Regions from separate parts of the Homo sapiens genome. Here region 2 is linked to region 1. The links are chromatin contacts, found by Hi-C or POLR2A ChIA-PET in ENCODE. All regions are on one chromosome and are shown on one strand. Each heading gives the region's core, a stretch centred on a gene start or an enhancer-like site at or near the end of the contact. The rest is flanking DNA. Distances are from core to core; before and after follow the strand shown.

Evidence for each region. A loop is a pair of places that touch in the nucleus more often than their neighbours do. ChIA-PET counts read pairs that join two places held with the same protein, here RNA polymerase II (POLR2A). Pooled maps may share reads with other maps.
Region 2: a loop to region 1 is called in a pooled map, with 2.4 times the contacts of the local background. The contact joins two enhancer-like sites. A Hi-C loop is called at or near these places in 2 of 37 single-sample maps with no recorded cell type and 3 of 50 pooled maps. POLR2A ChIA-PET finds 5 or more read pairs at or near these places in 2 of 52 experiments (activated CD8-positive, alpha-beta T cell and naive thymus-derived CD4-positive, alpha-beta T cell).

Annotation. Positions count from the first base shown.
Region 1 is chr12:67,446,058-67,450,925 of GRCh38, forward strand. The region is part of intron 3 of LOC105369812 (a long non-coding RNA gene); the gene reads left to right. Among named protein-coding and RNA genes, the nearest start is that of LINC02420, 5.9 kb to the left of the region's middle. RefSeq lists a silencer at 2,319-2,503. Within about 2 kb of position 3,619, at least 4 of the 41 ENCODE cell types and tissues checked have a DNase peak (open chromatin) inside an H3K27ac peak, as active enhancers do.
Region 2 is chr12:67,553,052-67,557,717 of GRCh38, forward strand. The region is part of intron 2 of LINC02408 (long intergenic non-protein coding RNA 2408); the gene reads left to right. Among named protein-coding and RNA genes, the nearest start is that of LINC02442, 35 kb to the right of the region's middle. RefSeq lists enhancers at 2,000-2,501, 2,502-3,001. Within about 2 kb of position 2,465, at least 4 of the 41 ENCODE cell types and tissues checked have a DNase peak (open chromatin) inside an H3K27ac peak, as active enhancers do.

The DNA.
Region 1 (4,868 bases), core at 2,369-4,868:
TATTTTAGATAAAGAAACATCTTACTCAAGATCTAGCAGGTTGAATAGAATTTAGCCAGACAAAGAGATGGGAGAAGAGCATACCAATGAGAGGAGAAGCTTTTGCAAAGCTCATTATTTGTTTATATGATTAGCTGAAGACTGTAGACTCTGGGGGCTGAGACTGTGTTTTATTCCTTAGTCTAGTCCTAACTCATAGCATCGTACCTGGCATACAGTAGATGTCCAAGGAAAAATTTCTTGAATGTGTGAATGAATGAATTAGCCTCTGCTGCAATGGCTGTTGAGAGTACTAACCAGTAACCTCAGAAGGTGGTGATTCTTAGAAAGTGAACCTTTGTTGGCTCAATGGCTCTCTATTCTAATTCTTGTATGCCCTTCCTATGTGCTTATCAGTTGGTTAGCAGACATTAAAATTGTGTGGGTTCTATGTGCAGGTTCATTTCATGTTCTGAGTACGATTGCTGATATGATTTCCATGTAGCAGCAAACTGCTCCAACCCAATGCTTTGAAAACAAATGTGCAAATTCCGAAAAGAGGATTAATGCAAACAAGGTTAGAACCGACTGAGCATTTTAACACTGCATGAAATATAAACAAATCAAACTGTGTTTTCAGAAACAGACTTCTTTTTTTATGATTGGAAAAATACTGCTTTTGTTGTTGTTGTTGTTGCCTCCATTGTCAGTTGCCTCTCGAAGTGTGTTCTGCTGTTAATGGAACAGCGAGGCAGGTCTGCAGGCCCACGCGTCTACCCACTCATTGTCAGTGAGCACTGGCTTTCTGAATCACCTGGGAAAATGGGAAATGATTAACTCAAAGCAAAAAAGGTGACTTACATTTTCTGAATGAATGATAGTGATTGAAGTGCTAACTCCTAAGAGATTTGCAGAGGAGTTCATGCAAGGGGTAGAGAGCGTCCCTGTGTTCTTAGGAGTTGCTTTAATAAAAGGAGCCCTGGCTCAGAGTGGGGGAGGCAAAGCAGGCAAGAAGCAGTGAGTGGGAGAATTGAATAACTTGATTGGAGAATCCTTGTGCTACTCCTCTATGCCCTGATTGTGTGGGCTGACATCTGGCTGCAAATAGATGCTCAACAAAGGATCATGGCTAACCACAGCTCCTAACAGTGCTTTGAAACTGAGTGCACATTAGAATCACACTGCAGTTTTAAAAAATACCAACCCTAGGGCTTCATCCCAAGAGTTCCTGATTTAATTGGTGTGGGATAGGACCCAGGCATCCATATTTTTTTAAAAGCTCCCCAGGTGCTTCTATTTGAAAGCCAGGATTAAGACTAATTGTTTGTAGTGGTTTAGGAGAGCCTCTTGCCAGCCAAGGAGTGGCTCCTTCACTATGAGCTATCATCCCTTGTCATGATCTCTCTTCCAGGACAAGAGCAGAGAAGGGAGTACAAGAAAAGAGGAGTAATTAAGGGTTTAGTGTGATCCTTTTAAAACCCCAGTCCAGAGAGGCTTTAAGAAGCACAGGTTAGGTCCACACTGATTGATATTGTTATCCTTGAAATTGAAAAGAGAATATGGAGAATAATGAAGAGTTAGCAATAATGATGTGGCAATGGGTTATTGGCAAGGTACTTCCAGAAGGTCTTGAAATATGTTTGGCAAGAAACTCACTGATCAGATGAAGAGACCTGTAAAGTGAAATTTGAAGGGAAATAAAGATACTGAGGGAAGTGGGGAGAGGAACTGTGGAACTAGAGATCAAGGAATAAACTGCTATATGATTCATTTGAAAAACAAGGGAGGCCTCTCTGAGATCCCCAGGAGAGACAAGGAAAAGGCACAGGGATAATGCTCACAGGTATGGATGGTGACATATGTTTCATAATTTCAGTTTAGAGAAATTAATATAATTTTTTTCAATTTATTATTTAAAGTACCACCAACACTATTAGGGTGAGACTTACAAGTGGAACCCTCCACCAGAATTCTGCCCTCCAGTTACAGATTTCCAGAAGGTGGAAAGCATTGCAACATTCACATACTATGTTCCATCCCAAGCCTTATGAGGTCTTCAAAACCATACCACAGTATTCTTGGGGGAAAGTGTCTTCATAGAGAATATTTCAGCACTCATTTTAATAATACATCCTTAAGCTGTTCTAATTTGTGCCCATCTCAATGCCAAATTCAAATTTACTTGAAAAAAACAAAAACAAAAACCACTAGTCTAGTTCAACCTCAGAGGTCCTAGGTTTCTTTCCTTGACCACCTCCTATGCTGAGCTTCCATCTTGTCCCTCCTGGCTGGAGCAGTTAGGTTTACCGGAGCCACATAAGTGAGAGCTACCATTGGCCTTACCTTGGAAAGCCCAAGCTTTCTGGCATAAAGGAACTCAGATCCCTTAGGACCCTGGGAATCTCACATGCCTCTGACTCCTTCAAGAGGTGCAGCATCTGTATAACCGAAACGACCACCCTCTACTTCCCTGTCATGTCTTGCTTGGCTCTGGAGAGCACAGAGGGGAGGCTTCTGTGGATCACCCCTCCACCTTGTATACACACCTCCTAGAATTGGTGTCTCACTGCCTAATTATGTGCCAATGGCTCTGATCTGTAAACAGGATATTGATATTAGATCTCACATAGTTTAAGCTTCTGCCAGTAGAATTTAGCTACCTTCCCGATATCTTCCTGCTATGTCAGAAAGCACAGCTCCTAAGCCCTCAGTACGGTAGTCCATGGTTTAAACTGAGGGAAAGGACTTGATCAGCTGATACTAGTGCAAGAACCTGGCTGAAAGAGATCATGAAGGCCCTGAGCATCTGCTTACAGGCCTTCCCTTTTCAGTTTTCAAAATGTTCAAAAGGGTGGAGGGCCCTGGCTTCTCTCTTATCCATGGAATGCCTTTTCTGGTGCCTTTTCTTACTGTCTCTGGCCTGACATGCTTGGGTCAGGTCAGAGAAGGGCTTTGCCTTAATGGCATGTTTATCTTCAAATCTCTCTTAGTATCCACTAAGCCTATAGGTCTTTGATTCTCTAAGGTTCATGGGAAACAGCTAAGGAGTGCTAGGGAAGATCTACTCAGGATCTGCTCTTACCCCATTATGATGCTAGCCATCTAGCAGAACTTGCACAGTATTTAAAAATGAACAATGTCAACTCTGCTTCTTCCAGGCAGTTCTGAACTGGGGATGAACGTTCACATGCCTCAAAGGTCTTATATAATTTGGTTTCTAAAGAAATTAGCACTCCAGGTATTTGATATCATGATCATCCTTTTTACCAATTACTCGATAGTGTCTGGAGCCCCCAAGATCCCTTGTGACCTTTGTCTAAAACTGAGAAAACCCACTGAGTGAGCAGCAAAACTGTCTTCTCCTTTTACCTCTTAGCATCTGAATCTGATACTTATCACTCTTTAAAACCTAAACCAAAATCCATTGTCTCTGGTAAGCAGTGTTGGGCATTCTGAATCTAGAATTTGGGTTCGAGTTTCCTTTGGTGTCTATTTAAAAAAAACAATTGTTCATGCAAGTCTAAATGTTATCTGAATTTTTATTCTTCACAGTGCATGTGCTGTGGGGCTCAGAGATACTAAGTGTGATGTTTTAAACGGTTACTCTTAGAAAGAGTGACTCATCTCAACTTTCCCTAAGTGGTCATGTATTTTGCATATCTATTCTAGAATGCTCTAGGCCCATGGGCAATGCACATTGCACTCACAGAGGGCATACACTTGGCATCTGCCTTAGAATACTCTCCTTAGCCACATCTTTATCTGCTTGACTACAAAACTGAAACTTTCCGTGCTGTTGGGGATCTGTTTTAGACACTCTCGAGTTAAAATGAACGAGCCAGTGCTTGAATATTTCCTCTTCCTGTTTGTGTAGCCTTCTGCACATAGGTAGCGATGGTAACTGCCCAAGTGTGTTGCCATTACATCTGGACTTGCAGATGCAGAGCAGGCCCTATGGATCCAGCTCCCTCTCACAGATACCCTGGGTTTGATGTGCTCTTCTCTCATCGGACTCCCATACCCACCCCCAGTTTTTCCCTGACTCTCATTCACATCTGTAGGAGTGGGCGGGAGGCTTTAGCACTTAGGCCACAGAATCTGAAGCCAGGATGAGGGCACAGGTGCTGGCTCTCAAGTGTCCTTAAAGACTCCCTAACCAGCACCACTGAGCTCTAAGTATCTCCTTTCCTTGTGGCTTCTTCCATCCTGGCCTTTCTAGATCCTGTGGGTTGAGGTCTGAAGTTTTTGTCCAGCATGATCTACTTCCTGGAAGGCTGAAGACCACACAGATCCTGGGCTGATTCAGCTTCCCAACCTTCTCCAAGTGGCTTCTACCACTGGGATACCAAAAAGGGGTTGTCCACTGAGTTTTGGTTGTCAACCAAATTCAACCACCAATTTTGCCTATTCCCTTCCCTTCCATAGCCATAGGATGTTACCAGATGGTGATATAGTTTGCATGCTTGTCCCTGCCAAAATCTCATGTTGAATTGTATCCCCAGTGCTGGAGGTGGGGCCTGGCGGGGGGTGTTTGGGTCATGGGGGTGGATCCTTCATGGCATGGTGCTATCTTTACCATAGTGAGTGAGTTCTCACGAGATCTGATTGTTTAGAAATATGTGGTACTTCCCCTCCCCGCACCCTCTCTCTCTCTTGCTCTTGCTTTTGCCACATGATGTGCCTGGTCCCCCTTCACCATCCATCATGATTGTAAGTTGCCTGAAACCTCTTAGAAGCTGAGCAGAGGCCAGCACCATGCTTCCTGTAAAGCCTGCAGAATCGTGAGCCAATTAAACCTCTTTTTTTTTTTTTTTTTAAATAAATCACCCAGTCTCAGGTATTTCTTTATAGCAATGCAAGAATGGCCTAACACAGATAGTCGTCTTTTT
Region 2 (4,666 bases), core at 1,215-3,714, 110 kb after region 1:
TTGCACTGTGATCTGAGAGACTGTTAGGATTTCCGTTCTTTTGCATTTGCTGAGGAGTGTTTTACTTCCAATTATGTGGTCAGTTTTAGAATAAGTGTGATGTGATTCTGAGAAGAATGTATATTCTGTTGATTTGGGGTGGAGAGTTCTGAAGCTGTCTATTAGTTCTGCTTGGTGCAGAGCTGAGTTCAAGTCCTGGATATCCTTGTTAATGTTCTGTCTCATTGATCTGTCTAATATTGACTGTGAGGTGTTAAAGTCTCCCACTATTATTGTGTGGGAATCTAAGTCTCTTTGTAGGTCTCTAAGAACTTGCTTTATGAATCTGGGTGCTCCTGTATTGGATGCATATATATTCAGGATAGTTAGCTCTTCCTGTTGCATTGATCCCTTTACCATTATGTAATGCCCTTCTTTGTCTTTTTTGATCTTTGTTGGTTTAAAGTCTGTTTTATTACAGACTAGGATTGCAACCCCTGCCTTTTTTTTGCTTTCCATTTGCTTGGTAAATATTCCTCCATCCCTTTCTTTTGAGCCTATGTGTGTCTTTGCACGTGAGGTGGGTCTCCTGAATACAGTACACTGATGGGTCTTGATTCTTTATCCAATTAAAAGTCTGTATCTTTTAATTGGGGCATTTAGCCTGTTTACATTTAAGGTTAATATTGTTATGTGTCAATTTGATCCTGTCGTTATGATGCTAGCTGTTTTGCCCGTTAGTTGATGCAGTTTCTTCATAGTGTTGATGGTCTTTACAATGTGGTATGTTTTCGCAGTGGCTGGTACCGGTTGTTTCTTTCCATGTTTAGTGCTTCCTTCAGGAGCTCTTATAAAGCAGGGCGGGTGGTGACAAAATCTCTCAGCATTTGCTTGTCTGGAAAGGATTTTATTTTTCCTTTGCTTATGAAGCTTAGTTTGGCTGGATATGAAATTCTGGGTTGAAAACTCTTTTCTTTATGAATGTTGAATATTGGCCCCCACTCTCTTCCGGCTTGTAGAGTTCTTGCTGAGAGATCTGCTGTTGCTCTGATGGGCTTCCCTTTGTGGGTAACCCAACCTTTCTCTCTGGCTGCACTTAACCTTTTATGCTTCATTTCAAACGTGGTGAATCTGACGATTGTGTGTCTTGGGGTTGTTCTTCTCAAGGAGTGTCTTTGTGGTGTTCTCTGTATTTCCTGAATTTGAATGTTGGCCTGCCTTGCTGGGTTGGGGAAGTTCTCCTGGATAATATCCCGAAGAGTGTTTTCCAACTCAGTTCCATTCTTCCCGTCACTTTCAGTTCCACCAATCATAGACCAAACATAGATTTGGTCTTTTCACATAGTCCCATATTTCTTGAAGGCTTTGTTTGTTTCTTTTCATTTTTTTTCTCTAATCTTGTCTTTTTACTTTCTTTCATTAAGTTGATCTTCAATCTCTGATATCCTTTCTTCTGCTTGATCGATTCGGCTATTGATACTTGTGGATGCTTCACAAAGTTCTTGTGCTGTGTTTTTCAGCTCCATCAGGTCATTTATGTTCTTCTCTAAACTGGTCATTCTAGTCAGCAATTCCTCTAACCTTTCTTCAAGGTTCTTGGCTTCCTTGCATTGAGTTATAACATGCTCCTTTAGCTCAGAGGAGTTTGTTATTACCCATCTTCTGAAGCCTACTTCTGTCAATTCGTCAAACTCATTCTCCATCCAGGTTTGTTCCCTTGTTCGCGAGGAGTTGTGATTCTTTGGAGGAGAAGAGGCATTCTGGTTTTTGGAATTTTCAGCATTTTTGCGCTGGTTTCTCCCCATCTTCATGGATTTATCTACCTTTGGTCTTTGATGTTGGTGACCTTCGGATAGGGCCTCTGAGTGGATGTCCCTTTTGTTGATGTTGATGCTATTCCTTTCTGTTTGTTAGTTTTCCTTCTAACAGTCAGGCCCCTCTGCTGCAGGTCTGCTGGAGTTTGCTGGAGGTCCACTCCAGACCCTGTTTGCCTAGGTATCACCAGCAGAGGCTGCAGAACAGCAAAGATTGCTGCCAGTTCCTTCCTCTGGAAGCTTCATCCCAGAGGGGTGCCTGCCAGGTGCTAGTGAGAGCTCTCCTGTATGAGGTGTCTGTCGGCCCATACTGGGAGGTGTCTCCCAGTCAGGATACATGGGGGCCAGGGAACCACTTGAGGAGTCAGTCTGACCCTTAGCAGAGCTTGAGCGCTGTGCTGGGAGATCTGCTCTCTTCTTAGCCATCAGGCAGGGACGTTTAAGTCTGCTGAAGCTGCACCCACAGCCGCCCCTTCCCCCAGGTACTCTGTCCCAGGGAGATGGGGGTTTTATCTGTAAGTCCCTGACTGGTGCTGCTGCCTTTTTTTCAGAGATGCCCTGCCCAGAGAGGAGGAATCTAGAGAGACAGTCTGGCCACAGTGGCCTTGCTGAGCTGCAATGGGCTCCACCCAGTTTGAACTTCCTGGAGGCTTTGTTTACACTGTGAGGGTAAAACTGCCTGCTCAAGCCTCCTCAGTGGCGGACGCCCCTCCTCCCAGCAAACTCTAGCGTCCTAGGTTGACCTCAGACTGCTGTGCTGGCAGCCAGAATTTCAAGCCAGTGAATCTTAGCTTGCTGGTCTCCATGGGGGTGGGACCCACTGAGCCAGACCGCTTGGCTCCCTGGCTTCAGCCCCCTCTCCAGGGGAAAGAATGATTCTGTCTTGCTGGCATTCCAGGTGGCACTAGGGTATGAAAAAAAAAAAAAAAAAAAAACTCCTGCAGCTAGCTCAGTGTCTGCCCATATGGCGGCCAAGTTTTGTGCTTGAAACCCAGGGCCCTGGTGGCATAGGCCCTGGAAGGAATCTCCTGGTCTGCGGGTTGTGAAGACCATGGGAAAAGCGCAGTATCTGGGCCAGAGTGCACCATTCCTCATGGCAAAGTCCCTCAGGGCTTCCCTTGGCTGGGGGTGGGGGGAATCCCCCTACCCCTTGTGCTTCCCAGATGAGGCAATGCCCCACCCTGCTTTGGCTCGCTCTCCATGGGCTGCACCCACTGTCCAACCAGTCCCAATGAGAAGAACTTGCTACCTCTCTTGGAAATGCAGAAATCACCTGCCTTCTGTATCGATCTCGCTGGGACCTGCAGACCTGAGCTGTTCCTATTCGGCCATGTTGCCAGCAAATATAGAAAAACTTTTGATAAGCTTACTAAGTTCTCTTTTTGCCAATAATATACTTCTTTTCATTTATTCTTTATTTTAATTTGTTTGTTTTTAGAGATTGGGACCCCCTGTGTTACTCAGGCTGGTCTCAAATTCCTGGCCTTAAACGATCCTCCCACCTTGGCCTCCCAGAGTGCTGGAATTGCAGGTGTGAGCCCATCATTTATTCTTTTGAGTTCTCTAGGCATGGGAAAAATAATTTTTCTACTTATTTCCCATTTCTATACTGGATAGTATTTTCTGAAAAGCTGAGTAATACTGGAGATACTGGGTATCCTTGTCATGTTCCCAATGGTAATGAGAATTTTTCTACCATCTCATCATTAGGCATGAGGTTCTTTATGCCTACTTTACTAAGATTTTGTATCTTAAAAAGTCAGGTATGGCTGGGTGCAGTGGCTCATGCCTGTAATCTCAGCACTTTGGGAGGCCGAGGCAGGTGGATCATGAGGTCAGGAGTTCAAGACCAGTGTGGCCATGATGGTGAAACCCCATCTCTACTAAAAATATGAAAATTAGCCAGGCGTGGTGGTGGGTGCCTGTAATACCAGTGAATAGTTTCTACTCAGGAGGCTGAGGCAAAGAATTGCTTGAACCCAGGAGGTGGAGGTTGCAGTAAGCTGAGATTGCGCCACTACACCCCAGCCTGGGCGACAGAGTAAGACTCCATCTCAAAAAACAAAAAAGTCAAGTATATATATCCTTTATGGATATAATTAATTAATTTATTTTTAAGAGACAAGATCTTGCTCTGTCACCCAGGCTGGAGTGCAGTGGTGTAATCACAGCTCATTGCAATCTGGAACTCCCATGCTCAAGAGATTCTCCCACCTCAGCTTCCTGAGTAGCTAGAACTACAGGCATAGGTCACCAGGCCTGTCTAATTTTTTCAATTTTTTGTGAAGACAGGGTCTCACTATGTTGCTCAGGCTGGTTTCAAACTCCTGGCCTCAAGTGATCCTCCTGCCTTGGCCTCCCAGAGTGCTGGGATTATAGGTGTGAGCCACCACACCCAGCCAGGAATAGATTTTTTATCTTGTCAAATGCTTTTATAGCATGTAGGGCCTTGAACTTTTTATTATTTTGTTACTTGACTCATAAACATAAATTATATAAATATATTTATTAACTTTGAACCATTTTTGCATTCTAGAATCTCTTGACTTGGTTATGGTGTAATACTCTTTAATATATTATCCAATTATAGTTGCTAAAATCACACTTAAGATTTTAATGCCAACATTCATAAATGAGCTTGGTCTTTTCTTTTTAGACTCTATTTAGGTCAGATTTATGTATAAATATTATGCTGACTTTGCCGAACAAGCCTTTCTTTTCACAGCCCCTTTTTCCCCCATGCACTCTTGGAAAGTTTAAATAGTATTGAAATTAATTTTTCCTCAAAAGTTTTAAGGATTTCTCTTATGAAACATGGTACTTTTAGGCAATTTAGGATTTTGGTAAGTTTCTCAATTTATCCCATAGTTATC